Linked DNA regions of Homo sapiens: region 1 is linked to region 2. Evidence: chromatin loops called from intact Hi-C (ENCODE). Cell type or tissue: endothelial cell of umbilical vein. All regions are shown on one strand. Region 1 has its middle 260 kb from the start of MIR4693. Region 2 overlaps DYNC2H1 (dynein cytoplasmic 2 heavy chain 1).

The links. Hi-C counts contacts between places; a loop is a spot of excess contacts. Peaks named below come from ENCODE experiments on the same cell type or tissue, not always from the same donor. Only the 100,000 strongest peaks of a DNase experiment are listed, where the experiment ranks them.
Region 1: it touches region 2 in a loop (6-fold over the local background); 5 of 110 quality-filtered maps call a loop at or near these places.

What each region holds. Positions count from the first base shown.
Region 1 is chr11:103,584,298-103,592,297 of GRCh38, forward strand. No RefSeq gene overlaps it. Among named protein-coding and RNA genes, the nearest start is that of MIR4693, 260 kb to the right of the region's middle. RefSeq lists an enhancer at 1-387. In endothelial cell of umbilical vein, no CTCF peak of the experiment used is centred here; DNase peaks (open chromatin) are centred at 2,694, 4,134 and 7,474; H3K27ac peaks cover 5,458 bases.
Region 2 is chr11:103,322,661-103,330,660 of GRCh38, forward strand. It overlaps DYNC2H1 (dynein cytoplasmic 2 heavy chain 1), which reads left to right. Exons shown (of 89, transcript NM_001377.3): 82 at 1,226-1,330. Among named protein-coding and RNA genes, the nearest start is that of DYNC2H1, 220 kb to the left of the region's middle. In endothelial cell of umbilical vein, a CTCF peak has its summit at 3,491 (motif pointing right); DNase peaks (open chromatin) are centred at 421 and 3,491.

The DNA.
Region 1 (8,000 bases), 260 kb after region 2:
TCTGCAAAGAGAAGGCAAGGCCTTACTTTCTTCCTTGGATGAGAGGCAACATAAATTGATCACACAACTATTGAAGAAGAAAAAATAGTAAGAAAAAAATAACTAATTTACCTGATTTATGAAGGTCATTAACAACCTACTAGGATGTTCTGATTCAGTTGAGACAGTAAATTTTATGTGACAAAGATGACAATTGAGAAAAAGTGACTGAGAGAATGCAAATGAAGAAACATTTTGTTTTTCCCTTGCCCTCACATTACATCTTCCTTACTTCTTACTATGAAAATTCCTACCCTTTTCTATCACATATACCTGGACTCTTTTCCAGATTGAACCTAAGTCATGCTATCTTGTCCTTCATTTGGACTGATGGGCCTAACTCAGTGCTCTTGGCAGTCTTGTGGTTTGGATTTTCAATTTTCTCACTGTAGCTAATAGTCTCTTTTATAGGCTGGCCAAAGCATTCACTTTGAGATTCGATAGAATCTTCCAAATTGGAAGATAACAATATGCTTGGTGTTGGCTCCTTTAACTGAAAATGAGAAAAATCATGCAGACATTGCAAGGCTAAAGGTTGTTTATCTCCATATTATAATTTCATTCTTTCTTTTTTTTTCAGATACAGCATGACTAAGCCTGCAAATTGTAAGGGATCTCAGTGATCACCTATTCTAATGTTTCACAGAGTACACAGTATGATTCTAGACTGTACATGAAATAATTATTTTTTAACTTTAAAAATTATAAATAGGCAAACATTTATTTTTGTATGCATTACAAAAAATGTTGAATAGTACAAGAAAAGCATGATTTCAAGGATATTATTATATAGGGTGAATATACACATGGATATGGCAATAGTTGTAAGGGTTTTATGGGTGGCTAAAGCTTGGAAAGCACTGACCTACCTACATTTTTCTTTCAACAGCTGGGACAACTGAGACCCAGGAGACAAATGATTAGGTCAAGGTCATTCAGTGAATCTCTTGTAAATCTGGGGCTTAAGCCAGGATTTGGGACTCTTAATTCATTCATCGTATTCTCTTTTTTCACAAATGTGTAACATTGTTCTTTGCATACTCACATATCAACAGTTTTTTTATATTGCTAAATCATGCATTTAATTTCTATGTATTAGATATAAAATTTTAATTTGGGAAAAAACATTTAACAGGATAGTTAATGAATACAGAAAAGTGGTTTTAAAGGTAGTGCCTGTTGGGCTTGGCTGTAAAATCTGAGATTGTATATCAGCTGTCAGCCTTTCATGTCTTCAGCATGCAAAGCATGCCTGCCATTCTCTTTGGATTGTATTCCATAGTTAAGCAAGAGCAGGAAACTTTAAAGACCTAATTGAGATACCACAATGGGATCTGTTTTCGATGAAATCATATCTGTCATCCACTTATTCTGACTATTCAGTCTTTTTCTTCCATAATTTTGAAACTTATGTCCCTGCTACAATGGACCACCGTATTAGTTCATTCTCACACAGCTATAAAAAACTACCTGAGAATGGGTATTAAGAAAAGAGGTTGAATTGACTCACAGTTCCACAGGCTATATGGGAAGCATGGTTGGAAGGACTCAGGAAACTTACAGTCATGGCAGAAGGGTGAAGGGGAAGCAAGCACCTTCTCCACGTGTCGGAGTAGGAGGAAGACAGACCGCGAAGGGGGAGGTGCTACATACTTTTTAACAACCAGATCTCATGAGAACTTACTCACTATCATGAGACCAGCAAGGGGGAAATTTGCCCCATGATCCAATCACCTCCCATCAGGTCCCTCCCCCAACACTGGGGATTAAAGTTCAACATGAGATTTGGGTGGGCACACAGTGCCAAACCACATTAACCACTAACAACAGTAATCATAGCTACCGCTCATTAAGTTCTTTTTGCCAAGTGCTATTCTAAGTACTTTTTACTTATCTAAGCCTCATAAGAACCCCATAAGATAGGTCCTATTATTATATCCAATTTAAAAATCAGAAAACTGAGGCACACAGAGGTTAATCAACTTGTACAATGTTAGAGAACTAGTCAGAGAGTTTTATCCCAGGGAGTCTGCTCCAAGGTTGTTGCAGTAACCTTGTCTCAAGTCTTTTTAAGATTTCTCTATAAATTTTTATTAGCTTGTATACTGCGATAGCACTGAAAACTCATTGTAGTATGTGTATAATTGGATGATAAAACTTGTTTAAAAACAGCTTTGTTTTTCTAATCTTCATGTTGTGTATAAAAATACTGTCACACATAATTTGACAAAATCCCTTAAAGAGGATTATAGAGGGCTGGAAATTGGCAGGATAATTAAAATGAATTTTAGGCAAATTAATTTGAAAACTAGAGAAAGTAGAAAAGATGAGGTAAGGAAGTGCAATGAGAATGGTGATTCAGAATGAAGATAACAATAATAGCATTTAACAATGGTAATAATAATTGTATCAGCTACAATGAGTTGAGAACTTAATATATGCCTAACACTGTGTTACATACTTATTTGTATATTGTCTAAATTCTTAGAACAACCCTTTGAGGTATTTATCATCACTCTAATTTTACAGGTGAAGAAACAGACTCAAAGAGGTTACATTATGTGTTGCTGTGATCTAGCAAGTGATAGCAGAGTTGCGGTTTAAACTCAGGCCCAGCTGTGACATTCTATACTTTTCCATTCCTGGGAGCTCATAGAACTCAGACACCTGATATGTAATGCAATGTTTTTTGTTCTATTTTTAGCTTGAGTTATGAGTCAAGAACACACTGAATATTTTTCCTGCTTGGATGAGCCTCCATTCTCCAAGTTAGTTAGCAGGGTTAAAGAGAAGTTTGGGGGCATCTCAGCAAGAATTGCTTTCAAAAACCTCTTAAGCGGCTCCATCTCAACATTTATAGTAACACTTTAATTTTGATTTTGACTTTCTGATCCCTCAAAAGTATTCATCTACCTCTATTAATCACATTATTTATGAGAGAGATATAGGTCTGGGTATCCGTTGACCTATTCAAGAATCTAGTATTGTGGATTTGCCATTACAGAGGCATCCCAGGAGAAAATGGTCCATAGGCTACAAAGGCTCTTCTCAAAAGGGTGTTCTAAAACTGTCAAGGGCAGCCTTTATGGAATGAGTTTATAACCTTCTAGGGTGACAATTTTGAAAGCAACATACTAATTTGGATATCTGACTCATTTGGTCAAAAAAAGTCCACAAATTTAATGTACAAAACTTCATACACACACACACACACACACACACACACACACACACACACAGTCCAACTTTCCAAAAAAGCAACCCCCTTGGTTAAAAAAATTCTACCTTAGATTGGGTTGAGATCTGTCTCTGTAATTCTGAAATTCCAGCCCACATCTTCCAACATGTCCTTTCAGAACAATAAAGATCAAGTGTGTTCCCTCTTCCAGATGAAAGCCCCACACATATTTGAAGACAGTTTTCTGGTTTTCCTTGAATTGTCTCTTCATGAAGTTAATCAAATTATCCTTGAAACTTCCCTCCTCCATGAAAGACTAATAAGAGGATACTTCCTCTAGAGAGTTTTAGTGCCAGAGATAAGCACAGCCTAGTTCATTTCTACTTTAAAAAATGGGATATGTGCAATGATAAAATGCCACTCGGCCTGTTTTCTCTTTGCAAGGCAGGCTTTAGGATGATGATAAATATTTGTCTAGATTGTGCAGCTGAGCCATATGTAAATTTGCATAATGGGACTCCAGGTGATGTGCTGCATGGTAATTACTTGTTACTTGTAACTTGATAAAGCTGGAATTTAGCAACACACTTATGACTGAATGCACTGTCAACAAACCAAGAGCCCTCAGCTTGTCTCCTTGTCACCTTAAATGGTGTTAAGGAAGAGGGAAGAGGTGGTAAGAGTCAGTGGAAGACTGATTTGTTAGACTTCTCCAAGGTCACAAACAATTTCTAAGAATAGCACAAGATGTTTGTTAACAGTGCAAATGTTCTGATTTGATTGGTCCACAATTTCAGTCTTTGTCAAGACCAATTCGGCCAGACGGATGAGTGAATTAGAGGAACAATGGGTATTAAACACACATTATGTTTCATATCCTGCAGTGGTTGCATGAAAGAGGAATCCAGGCTGCAGTATTCATACTTCTTGCTCTTCTCAAGAGCATTTGTCTCCCTGGATAAACACTTCCTCTTAGGCAAAGATCCTGCACTGTCCTATAAAGATCTAAGGAAGTCAAATCAAATCAACAGATTTAACAATTCAAGTAAAAAACATTGGGTTAGGTGCTCGGAAAAAGGAAATGAGTAACACATTCCTTGCTTTTGCTTTTTTTGATAACTTTTTTTATTTTGAAATGATTGCATTGCCTTGATATAAATAATAATTACTTAAATCTAGGTGATATGGCAATTGTTGATGATGCAGTGTCAAATATAAAAATAACAGATTACAAAGATTGGTTTGTGAAGATGTGTAGTGCAGTGAGTAATAAAGCACAACTTTAGAATCTGAATTCCTACCCCCACTTGACATATTATATAACCTACCTGATCCCAGGTCTCTTATCTTGGACATAGAAATGATGATGCATAGCTCTTACACCTCATTACTAATGAGATAATGACTGTAAAATGCTTTGGAGAATGCCTGGCCCCTAGCTGAAGTTCAATAAATATCAGCTATTAATGTGATATCTGCACTGTGCTAGAACATTGTGAAATTATGAAAACAGAGTGAACTTAGAAAGGCCAGTGGAAAATACACAGTGGATTAATCAATATGAGAGGATTTGAGGGACATATCTTTTGATTTATCTTGAAAGAATGTTTGAATGACAAGAACAGATTCTAAAATAAAAACTAAAATTATTAAATGGAAATAATTTTAAGCAGAAATTGAAGACTCAGTCTCTCCTATCAGAGACCTCATAGTCTAGTGGGGGAGACACAATTGTGGGGACACACTTTAAGTATAATTATTAAATGCTAGAACAAAGCAGGGGAAGATGAACCCTGTGAGAGCAGAAAGCAAACGTTTAGAAATACTTCTTGGAGTCAGTAATGTCTGAGATGTAGATGGAGGGAGCAACAATGGTGGCATGGTCAGTAGGACAGGAAAAGAGGGCAACTATTTTGTGCAAATCCTCATGGCAGGTTCCAAAAGGTACAGATATGGATTAGTGTGATACATGTTGGTGATAAATCATGGAGGGTCTTAAACATCAAGTCAAGAAGTTAGGGCTTGGCTATTTATTCTGAGTTCATTGCCTAAATACTTTTTATATGGCATGAGAATGCATTAGATCCTGCCTTTTTCTTCCAGTGATTAGCTTTTCAGCATATTAAAAAATGGAGAGTGATAATGATATGGACAGGAGACAGGAGGGTGGGGTCCCTGGAAAGGGCTCCACCCTCAAGCCTGGACCCACAGTTCTAAATGAGAACAGGCATTCCTGTTTTTTCACCTAAATGTTGACTTTTGGCCCACTATGCCCCTCTAGCCTGTGCCCATATAACCCCTAAACCCCAGGCTCCATAAGCAGAAGAGTAGCAGAGTGGCAGAGCAGCATGGCAGAGAAGAAGAAGAGAGAAGTGTCTGAATGTTGAGAGGAGTTTGGCTGGGGGAGGTTGTGGTGGAGATCAGCCATGGGATGGCCAAATCCCAGGGGAAGATTATCTTCCTACTCCATCCCCTCTCCAGCTCCTCATCCCACTGAGAACCAGCTCCATCACTCAATAAAATCCCCGCATTCACCATCCTTCAAGTCTGTGTGACCTGATTCTTCCTGGATGCTGGACAAGAATTTGGGACACACTGGGTGTGGTAACCGAAAAAGGCTGTCACACTGACTCTTCACAGAGCTGTTTAACACTCAAGCCATCCCTGGACAGCAGGGCTAAAGGAGCACTGTAAGACCCCTAGACAGTGCTGTGGGGCTGGAGCCCAAAAGTGCTCATCCCAGCTCCTGCACCTGCTCACCTGCATACTTCCCTTCCTGTAAGGGATTTGAGCACATGGTGGCCGAATAAATGAGCCACACCATCCCATAAGGGGATCAGGGAATTCTCCCATTTCAATAATGTTTTAATTGAGATGATTTGGGCATAAAAAGACAACCAAAAATATGCCACCCAGGAATGGTAGTGTCTGAGCCACTAAAAGACATGCATTTTACCCATTTTATAGGGATTCTGGGAGTGAAAACAAGAAGCCATGATCTTCTTCAGCATCCCTTTCTACAGCATCCTCATGTGAAAATTGGCATAACTAGACAACTTTCAAACTTCTGGATAAATTTGAGAATAAATATATGGCATTTGAAAACAGAGTTAAGTTTCTACCTCCAAAACAAATCAATCTGCTTGTACTTTTTGATGTAAAAATGGATCCAGGAGCCAAGTAGAAGAAACCCTTCCTTTTGGAATGATTGACCTGGCTATGAATCCTGGCTCTGCCATCACAGTTCTGTGTTACATTAGGTGGAGTCACGGGACTCTCTGAGCCTCAGCTTCACAGACATAAAAGAGGATTGAAATAAGGCCTCCTCAACAAGGAAATTCTAGGAGACTGATGGAGAATTCCCCTGCTCCATGCTTTTAGAGATTAAGCTGGGGTCATTTACTGGGCCTGGACCCAATCTGCCTCTTTCAGGATCATGAATATTGTTTATGCAGTGAACATCACACAGGAAGATTTTTCAGTTTTCCAAAGTAATATGCTTTCTTCTCCATGAAACACACACAGGGTTCTCTTGGTTCATCTTTTATTTTTTCATTAGAAGTGCATGATACTCCATGCCTGATATTGCTTCAAACACTTTATATATATATTAACTCATTTGATAAATCACAATTTTTTTTTTTTTTTTGAGATGGAGTCTTGCTCTGTCACCCAGGCTGGAGTGCAGTGGCACGATCTTGGCTCACTGCAACTTCTGCCTACCAGGTTCAAGGCATTCTCCTGCCTCAGCCTCCCAAGTAGCTGGGATTACAGGCGTGCCCCACCATGCCTGGCTAATTTTTGTATTTTTAGTAGAGACAGGGTTTTACCATGTTGGTCAGGCTGGTCTCAAACTCCTGACCTCGTGGATCCACCCGCCTCGGCCTCCTAAAGTGCTGGGATTGCAGCGTAAGCCACCGAGCCCAGCCAATCATAAAAAATTTTGAGTGGATTTTATCGTTACTCCCATTTTAAATATGGGGTAACTAAGGCATAGAGAGATAAAGTATCTTCTCATGATCATACAACTAGTAAATGTTTGATTTGGAGTTTAAATTTAAGCAGTCACCTCCTGAATCAATGGGCATAACCACTGTATTATATTGACTCTCTTAGATAGAGATGTGGGTTCTTTCATTTACCATAGTCAAAGCAATAGCATAAGCTCTTAGTCTAAGTGTTGGAAAGTAATAGAGAGTAAGGGAAACTGACAAACAAAAGAACGCATGACTCATCTGAAGGTGATGGCTCTACTCACATCCAGTGTCGGTTGCCATGGATGTCCTTGGACTAGTACTGCCAGCATAAATATTCTGATTTTTCAATAAAGGCCAGAGTTCAGAATTTTAAAATGTATTCTACTGATTGTTAGTTGTTTCAGACTAATTACAAAATTTTAAGAACTCAACACAAGCCATCCGTGGTTCACAGGACAATAGTTTGTGTTGTCAGTTGAGCACATTAATAGCTTCATGGTTATAAGAAAGTCTCTGAAGCCAGATTTCTAGTTCAAATGCCCACCCCATTAACAATGAGAAAGTCATTAACCTTGTTTGCCTTAGTCACCTTGTCTCTAAAATAGGCCTCATGACATAAGTGAGGATGCATCCTTCAAATTATTGGCATAAGGATTAAATGAGTTAATATTAAGATTCCCGCACAGTGTCTAGCACATGATAAGCATTATGTTAGTACTTATTATTATATCTTCTTATAATTCTGCTCCATGACATGAAATCAATCATTCACAATGAATGTAGAACTTGCATAGCTCTGGGTGGTA
Region 2 (8,000 bases):
ACAGAAGACTCTAGCCAGTCTAGACAAGATTTCATAGCTATTTTGAAATAAGCAAAGTGTATAACTCTACAAAGAGTAAATATTTTTAAATTTATAGGATGACTTATGACAATCACTGTTTAGCTTTCTAATTGAGTTAGATGAAAGACACTGAATGTTTCCCACGATAATACATGCACACATATATGCAAACATACACTCATGTACATGTACATATACATTTATACGTATATATTGTGATTGAATACCTTGAGGAAGTTTACAAATGCTAAGCTAAAGGATTGGAAGAATTTCAAAGAACAGCATGACTTTCCAAAATGTGACATATTTACAGGCCCCGGACTTCCTGGAGTCCAACTGTCTCCTTGGAAATACTTCAGGGTCAGCTGCCAAGGATAAGAACGGATGAGGGGAAGTCAGAGGCCAAGTCTCCCATGCCTACTTCAGCAAACACGGTTTAGATGCACGTGCAGTACTTGCCTTAAAATAACTTCTCTTCATGAAAACAAAACAGTTTCCATGTTTAGGCCAAACTGAATAAGTGTTTTTGCCTGCACTTAGTTTTTGATTTAAAGTCATGAGTGAGTAACTGTTGAAATGAATGCTCAACAAGCCAAGCTTATTCAATGTGTAGGGTAATTCTTAGGATGAAATGATAGGATTATCAATGCATTTTATCACACCTCACCAGCAAACTGAAGACTAACTGGAATTGCTCTATTATAAAGCAATTTACAAAGCAGTGCTTCTACACGTTTACAAGGTTTCTCTAAGTTAAAAAGAAACAAAAGTAGATTGCCTGAATATATAAATATATATATATATATATAACTGCTTAATTTAACATGAGCAGAACTGCACTCTGCAGATTGGTCTTTGGTAAGTTATAGGAAAAAAATTACAGAGCTATCCTAAAAACATCTAACATGGTAGCTTACATATAGTAGGCATAATCACTCAAATATGTTGTAAATAATTCGGAGTCCCTTTGTATGTGGGAGTTATGATAAGAAAATATAATATCAAATAATTGAAGTGTGAAGAAGTATTAATGACAGAATACTTCCCACAGATAACTGAGTTAATATCATACAAAGTGAGATTTATCTAGAAAATAAAAATACAAATAATAATTGAACATTTCAAAGTATTCTTTCTTATTTCAATGATTGTAAGTTCAATCTTTATTTTTTAAAAAAACTGTTTTTCACTTCTTTATATTTAGGACTATCGTGCTGTCATTGAGAAAATTCCAGAGGACGACAAACCTAGTTTCTTTGGTCTGCCTGCCAATATCGCTCGCTCATCTCAGCGCATGATCAGTTCTCAGGTAACCTAAAAAAAAGATCTACCTTCAAAAAAAGTTGCTAGTGAGCCTGAAGGAGACAAAATTAAACTTGATTTAGTACTGTAGACCCCACAAGCTTTATTTAAACATTTTATTTTCACAACACATTCCAGTTTTACTTTAAATATATTTTTTAAAATATTTGATTTTCTGATTTTTTTTCTTTTTAAACTTTTATTTTAGACTCAGGGGAAATGTGCAGATTTGTTACATAGGTAAATTGTGTGTCGTAAGGGTTTGGTGTACAGATTATTTTATCACGTAGGTAATAAGTATAGTGCCCAACAGGTAATTTTTCGATCCTCCCTCTCCTCTCACCCTCCACCCTCAAGTAGGCCCTGGTGTCTGTTGTTCCCTTCTTTGTATCCATGTATACTCAGTGTTTAGATCTCACCTATAAGTGAGAACGTGGTATTTGGTTATCTGTTCCTGTGTTAGTTTGCTTATGAAAATGATCTCCAGCTCCATCCATCCTTGCTGTGAAGGACATGGTCTTGCTCCAGCTCCTTCACTTCCTTGCTGCAAAGGACATGGTCTTGTTCTTTTCTTATGTTGCATATTCCATGTTGTCTATGTATCACATTTTCTTTATTCAGTCTACCATTGATGGCCATTTAGGTTGACTCCATATCTTTGCTATTGTGGGTAGTGCTGCAGTGAACATTCATGTGCATATGTCTTTATGGTAGAACCATTTATATTCCTTTGAGTATATACCCAATAATGGGATTTCTGGGTCAAATGGTAGTTCTGTTTTAAGTTCTTCGAGAAATCGCCAAACTATTTTCCACAATGGTTGATCTAATTTGCATTCCCACCAGTGGTGTGTAAGCATTCCCTTTTCTCTGCAACCTTGCCAGCACCTGTTATTTTTTGACTTTTTAATAATAGCCAGTCTGATGGGCATGAGATGGTATCTCATTGTGGTTTTGATTTGCATTTCTCTAATGATCACAATGTCAAATATTTTTTCATATGTTTATTGGCCGTATGTATGTCTTCTTTTGAGAAGCATCTCTTCATGTTTTTTGCCCACTTTTTAATGGGCTTGTTTGTTTTTTGCTTGTTAATTTCTTTAAGTTCCTTATAGATTCTGGACATTGGACCTTTGTTGAGTACTTAGTTTGCAAACATTTTCTCCTATTCTGTAGGTTGTCTGTTTACTCTGTTGATAGTCTCTTTTGCTCTGCAGAAGCTCTTTAGTTAGGTCTCATTTGACAATTTTTGTTTGGGTTGCAATTGCTGTTGGCATCTTTGTCATGAAATTTTTGGGCCAGGGCCAATGTTCAGAATTGTATTTCCTAGGTTGTCTCCCATGGTTTTTATAGTTTTAGCTTTTACATTTAAGTCTTTAATCCATCTTGAGTTGATTTTTGTATATGGTGGAAGGAGTGGGTCTAGTTTCCATCTTCTTCACATGGCTAGGTAGTTAACCCAGTACCATTTATTGAATAGGAAGTTCTTTCCCCACTGCTTGTTTTATGGACCTTGTCAAAGATCGTCAGATTGTTGTAGGTGTGTAGCTTTATTTCTAGGCCCTCTATTCTGTTCTGTTGGTTTATGTGTCTGTTTCCATAGTTCTCTTTGTGGAGATCTTTCACCTGTATACTGCTGTTAATACTTCTGATTGTATTATGAAATTCTTGTAGTGAATTTTTCCATTCCAGAAGTTCAGTTTGGTTCTTCCTTAAAATGCCTGTTTCATTTTTGAGCTCTTGGATTGATTTACTGGATACCTTGGATTCTTTGGATCGGATTTCAACTTTCTCCTGAATTTTGTTGAGCTTTTTTGCCACATTCTGCATTCTACGTCATTTCAGACATTTCAGTCTCATTAGGGACCGTTGCTGGTGGGCGGGGGATGGGCGTATAGTGGGCTCCTTTGAAGGTAAGGGGACACTGGCTTTTTGAATTGCCAGAGTTTTTTCTCTGATTCTCATCTGGTGGGGCTGGCGTTCCTTTAACTCTGATGCAAGTTGGGTGCACTCAGTTGGGTTTGGTTTGGGGCGCTTTCAGAGGGCCAAGGCTCTGTACAGTGTCTTTATTTGTGGGTGAATTCTTGCTCTTGGTTTCCGGCATCTATTAGCAGAATAATGTTTAGTGTTGTAGTTTGGGCTTCAGTCCAATAGATGGCGCTTAGGAGTAGTGGCTGGTAGATAGGCTCTTACTTAGCCCTGTGGTTTTTTTGTTATTTCCTTGTTTTCGCAGGCACGTTCTTGGGAGTAGAGGGAGGGGCGGGGAATAAAATCATCTCACCAGGGCCCCGTCCTTGGCTTTGAGTGAGCCTCTTCTGATCATTGGCTCCTTCCCCGGGTTTCTTTTGCTATGTGTTCGGGGTGGTTGGGCTCCCTCTGACAGGCTGCATCCGGGAGATAGGCCGGCCATACGCTTTCTGGGCCAGCCCTGTGGAGGGACGTACGAACCGCCTCTGTGCTGGCCCACAAACCTGCACGTCCCACCCCTCTCAGTGATCTGAGGGTGGGCGCTTCTCCCCAGCTCCAGTGTTGGCCGCAGATCTGGGCTCGGTACTCCTGAGCTGCAGACCGCATTCCGGGGACACTGGAACAGCCCTTGGCTTGGGGTCAGACTCTGGCAGCACTGGGGGATCTGAAGTGCCCCTAGGTTACTTGGAAAATACTCAGATAGTGCGGAGCACTCAGGCAGGGCTGTGGAGGCTGCGTTGTGCACACGATCCTGCGGGGTGGCTATGGAGGGGCTCGGCAGTGGGAAGGCCTGCAGAACAGATGTGCCCCAATCCTGTGGGGGAAGCCAGCCTGCTGTCTCTTGGCCTGGCAGTCAGCTGATGCTAGAGCCTCTAGGAGGGTGATGAGGACCCCTGGGGGAATGGGCACTTAGGGCCTTACTCTACTACAGCTGTCCTGCACACAAAAGCTCCTGAGCTCCACAGCAGCTGAAGCACTGTTTCTGCCTAGTCTCCAGGCAGATCCTCCACCAGCTCACACATCCATGGTGGATGCGGGGTCCGCTGAGCTAGGATTCCATAGGTCCAAGGTGAGGGTGAGATGTCCCTCAGTCTCCTCACTCATCACTTCCTCAGGAGTTGCTTGGGGCCGGGAACAGCCCCGAGCATTATGTTAAGGCACACAGGGTTCCAGCTTCCTCCCGCTTCACCCTGAGCATCAGCGTCACTTCTCCATCCACTCTCGGTAGTGTTTTCTTCCCCAAGATCTGCCCAAATTTTGTTGGATTACTTGATAATTTGGTATCTCTCAGTGGGAATGGTTCTTCCTGGCTGCATCTAGTTAGCCATCTTGTTCCAGCCCTCTCTATTTTAATGTTTAAACTCAAGTTCTACCCAAATACATACGTGTGTGTGTGTATAATACATATATTTGAATATTCACATAAAATTTTACAATACTTAAGCAAATAAGGTTAATATAATTAAAAGGTTATTAAAAGAATAAAAAGTTATTTCATAGGCTCCAAAAAAGGATTTGCTTTGGGAACCTTATCAATAGAAGTTCAAAACCTTCTCTTGAAAGTTCTATTATTAACAGAACATGGCTTCTGCAACTGCTAGTCTCAGTATCATTCAGGTTCTAGGGGAATCTGATTTAGCATAGTTTGGATCAATTATCTAATGAAGGTAATAGGGTAAGATAGAGCAGATACAGCCTTAGAGACTTAGAGATACAGGAGAAGAAATACAGAATGTTCAGCATCTTCATCTTACAGGGAGGCCAAGCAAAGCAGCTACCTATATACAGAACTTATTTTGCTCCTGGGCCATTGACAAGAGCCAAGGATGTGGGGGTCATCTTGGTACTGCGAAGCTGTAGCCTTAGTTTCCCACCAATCTTCTATTTCATGTTAGCTACAAAAGTCCAGTGCTTGTATACCAACACACAGCTCCCCAGGCTAAGTGGAGTCCCAAGGAACAGGGGTTTCATGACAAACTAGGCAGATAAAACATTCCACCCTTATCTTAACTACGTAGTTTCTAAGGAAATAGTACTATGAGAAGATAGACGCCCATGTTGTTTACCCAGATTGTCCTGATTCAACCCAGACTTCATTTTACTTTTTACTCACTCGAATATAGCAAAAAATTATCCCAAATTTATCGTAATATGATCTAATTTCTACTAGTTTGTCTTGCCTTAGTATTCCAATTTTTATGAATACTTTTGGGATGAAACGAAGATAAAATTCTTCCTAAGGTTTTTTGGTTAACACTTATTTTCTTATTTGTATTTTAACTGTCAGTCTGTTTCACTGCTTATTTACTTGAGTACTTATTTTTTAATTACCATTTTTTACTTAAAAGGGTTTCACAGTGCTTCAATCATTTTAACGTTTTATTTTTCAAATTATAAAGATGTATATGCAACTGAACTAATAGAATTTATATATTTAGAGATTTTTTTCATTCCAAGCCACATTTAAACACCCTTATTTGAAAGTAAATATTCAGATACTACAAAGTTTGATTTGACACCATGCCTGTCAATGTACTTAACAAAAAGTAGATTAGAAAACATTATTTATCATGCACAAATTCAGGGATATAAGAACTGATATTGCATCAGGTATTTGATGATTTGGGCTTTTAAGGACAGGCTAATGCCAAAGTTGTATAACCAATTTTGTACAAATATGAAGGCCAAAAATGAGTACATACATTCAAGGCAATGACCACAAGTTGTATCTATCTACTGCAAATTGTTGATTATACTTATGTACAGATGCTGTGTGTCAGTAGTTAGCAGTTTTTTTGTTTTTGTAACCTGCTGCAGTATACACACCACATGGCATTCTCAACCACATCAGCTAATACACTCTTTTCCTCAACTTTTCCACTGTTATAATTACCGTAGGGATGTTACATTAACCAAAATGTGAAAGTCAAAAGCAAGAGACTTTGGGTTTTGTTTTTGATGGTGAGGAGGGGGAGAGATAAATTTGATATGTTAGTTCGAATTGCCCATGCAATAATGTTTATTTGAGTTGCCATAAAATATCTATTTGGAAATGTCTAGTAGGAACATAGACTAAATAAACGTAGGACAGACTTCAGATGTAGATATGATAAAAAAGATTTGACAAAAAAGAAGTACATCTGTGACAGAGGAAGCTGTGAGAATTAGAGATTGATTGCTAGGAAGGATGAAACAGAAAAGAAAGATGCCTGAAGGTAGTATCCTGGGAAATATCTATGATTAACACATACTTGAAGATGGGAAAATCTTTGAAAGAATTTTAGCAAGAGTGATCTGCATTCAGAAAACAAGACAAGCAGAAGAGCTTTAAAAGAGAGTCTTCAGGTGATGGGAGGGAGTGATGCTGGTTGTTCAGGGAGTGGAAGAGGAGGGCTAAGTTATAAGGAATTGGGCATTATTCAGTATTTCAAAATCTTTTCTAGAATCATCTCTGTAGAATGTTGGAGGATAGAAATCTAATTGCAGTAGTTTGGGAGGGAAAGTGGGTGAAAAAGTGATGCAAATGAATATAGGTGATTAATTTAGGAAGTTTGACACTGACCAGAACCTCTGTCTCTGCCAATAAAAGTTAAAGGCAAAATGTAAGTAATCTAATGTGAATACAAGATTCAGGGAGAAATTGTTATTACTGATGTTAGAAGAAACTGAAGCATGTTTTTTTCTGTACTCTCTTACAGGATTCTGAGTTATTCAAGGGTAGAGCATGTATTTTTCTTCTCCTTTTCTTTTTTTTGTTGTGGGGTGGTGTGCCAGTACCTGTTTGCTGATGGTACCCTTAGTGTCCTTGGTACTTTCTATTAATGAATATTGCTTTTGTTTTAAAGATGTATTTTACATTTAAAGCAACTATAAATATTGTTTGAGTTGATTGAAAAAATATCTTAAAATATTTTTGCTATTAGCGTTTTTGGCTATAGGTATTTCAGTATTTCTTTATATCTTTTCTAGAATTACTCTTGCCACTGCTTTTGCTTATTTAAATTCTTCGTTCAATACCCAGTCCAAAGCTTATCCTCTCCTGAAGTATTTGTATTGATCCTCTGGTATTTTTTACTTTTATTTATCTCAGCTATCCAACATTATTTGCCTCTAATATAATATTAGAATAGGTTTTGGAATGTAAAGGTGAATAAAAATAGTCCCTGTTTTGAAGGAATTCAGTTTAGTGGGGAGAGAAATGTGTAGAAAAAGTCCCACTGCCACGTAAGTGGTAAAATAGAAACATGTATTCTACTAAGTTTGTATCTTGTGAATTTATATCTGAATAAATATATGTACTTTTCATTTCATTGCTGAAGAAAAACTTTTTGCATGAATTAGATCATTTGTGTTATGTTTGTACGAATTTGTGCAATCAAGACAGTTTGAGTAAATGAGAAACACTTTAAAATTAAGCTAAATTAAGTTCTTCTGAAGAAATCTTTAAAGCAGAAATTATACTTCTCTTATAACTTCAGACTTAGTAATGTTTGAAATTTTGCTTCTTTTAAATTAAAAACGTAATTGTAGTTTCTACAGCTTTTTGTTTGGTTAAAACAGACTTTTGTTTCAGAAAATGAAAACTAAACAATAAATTTTTTAAATAACTAAAGCTCTAACCTATTTTCATTAATATATATCTTTATTTACCCAGATAGGACAATATCTTCTATGTGTTATGTATATTAACTTTTGTCTCCCCAAATAAA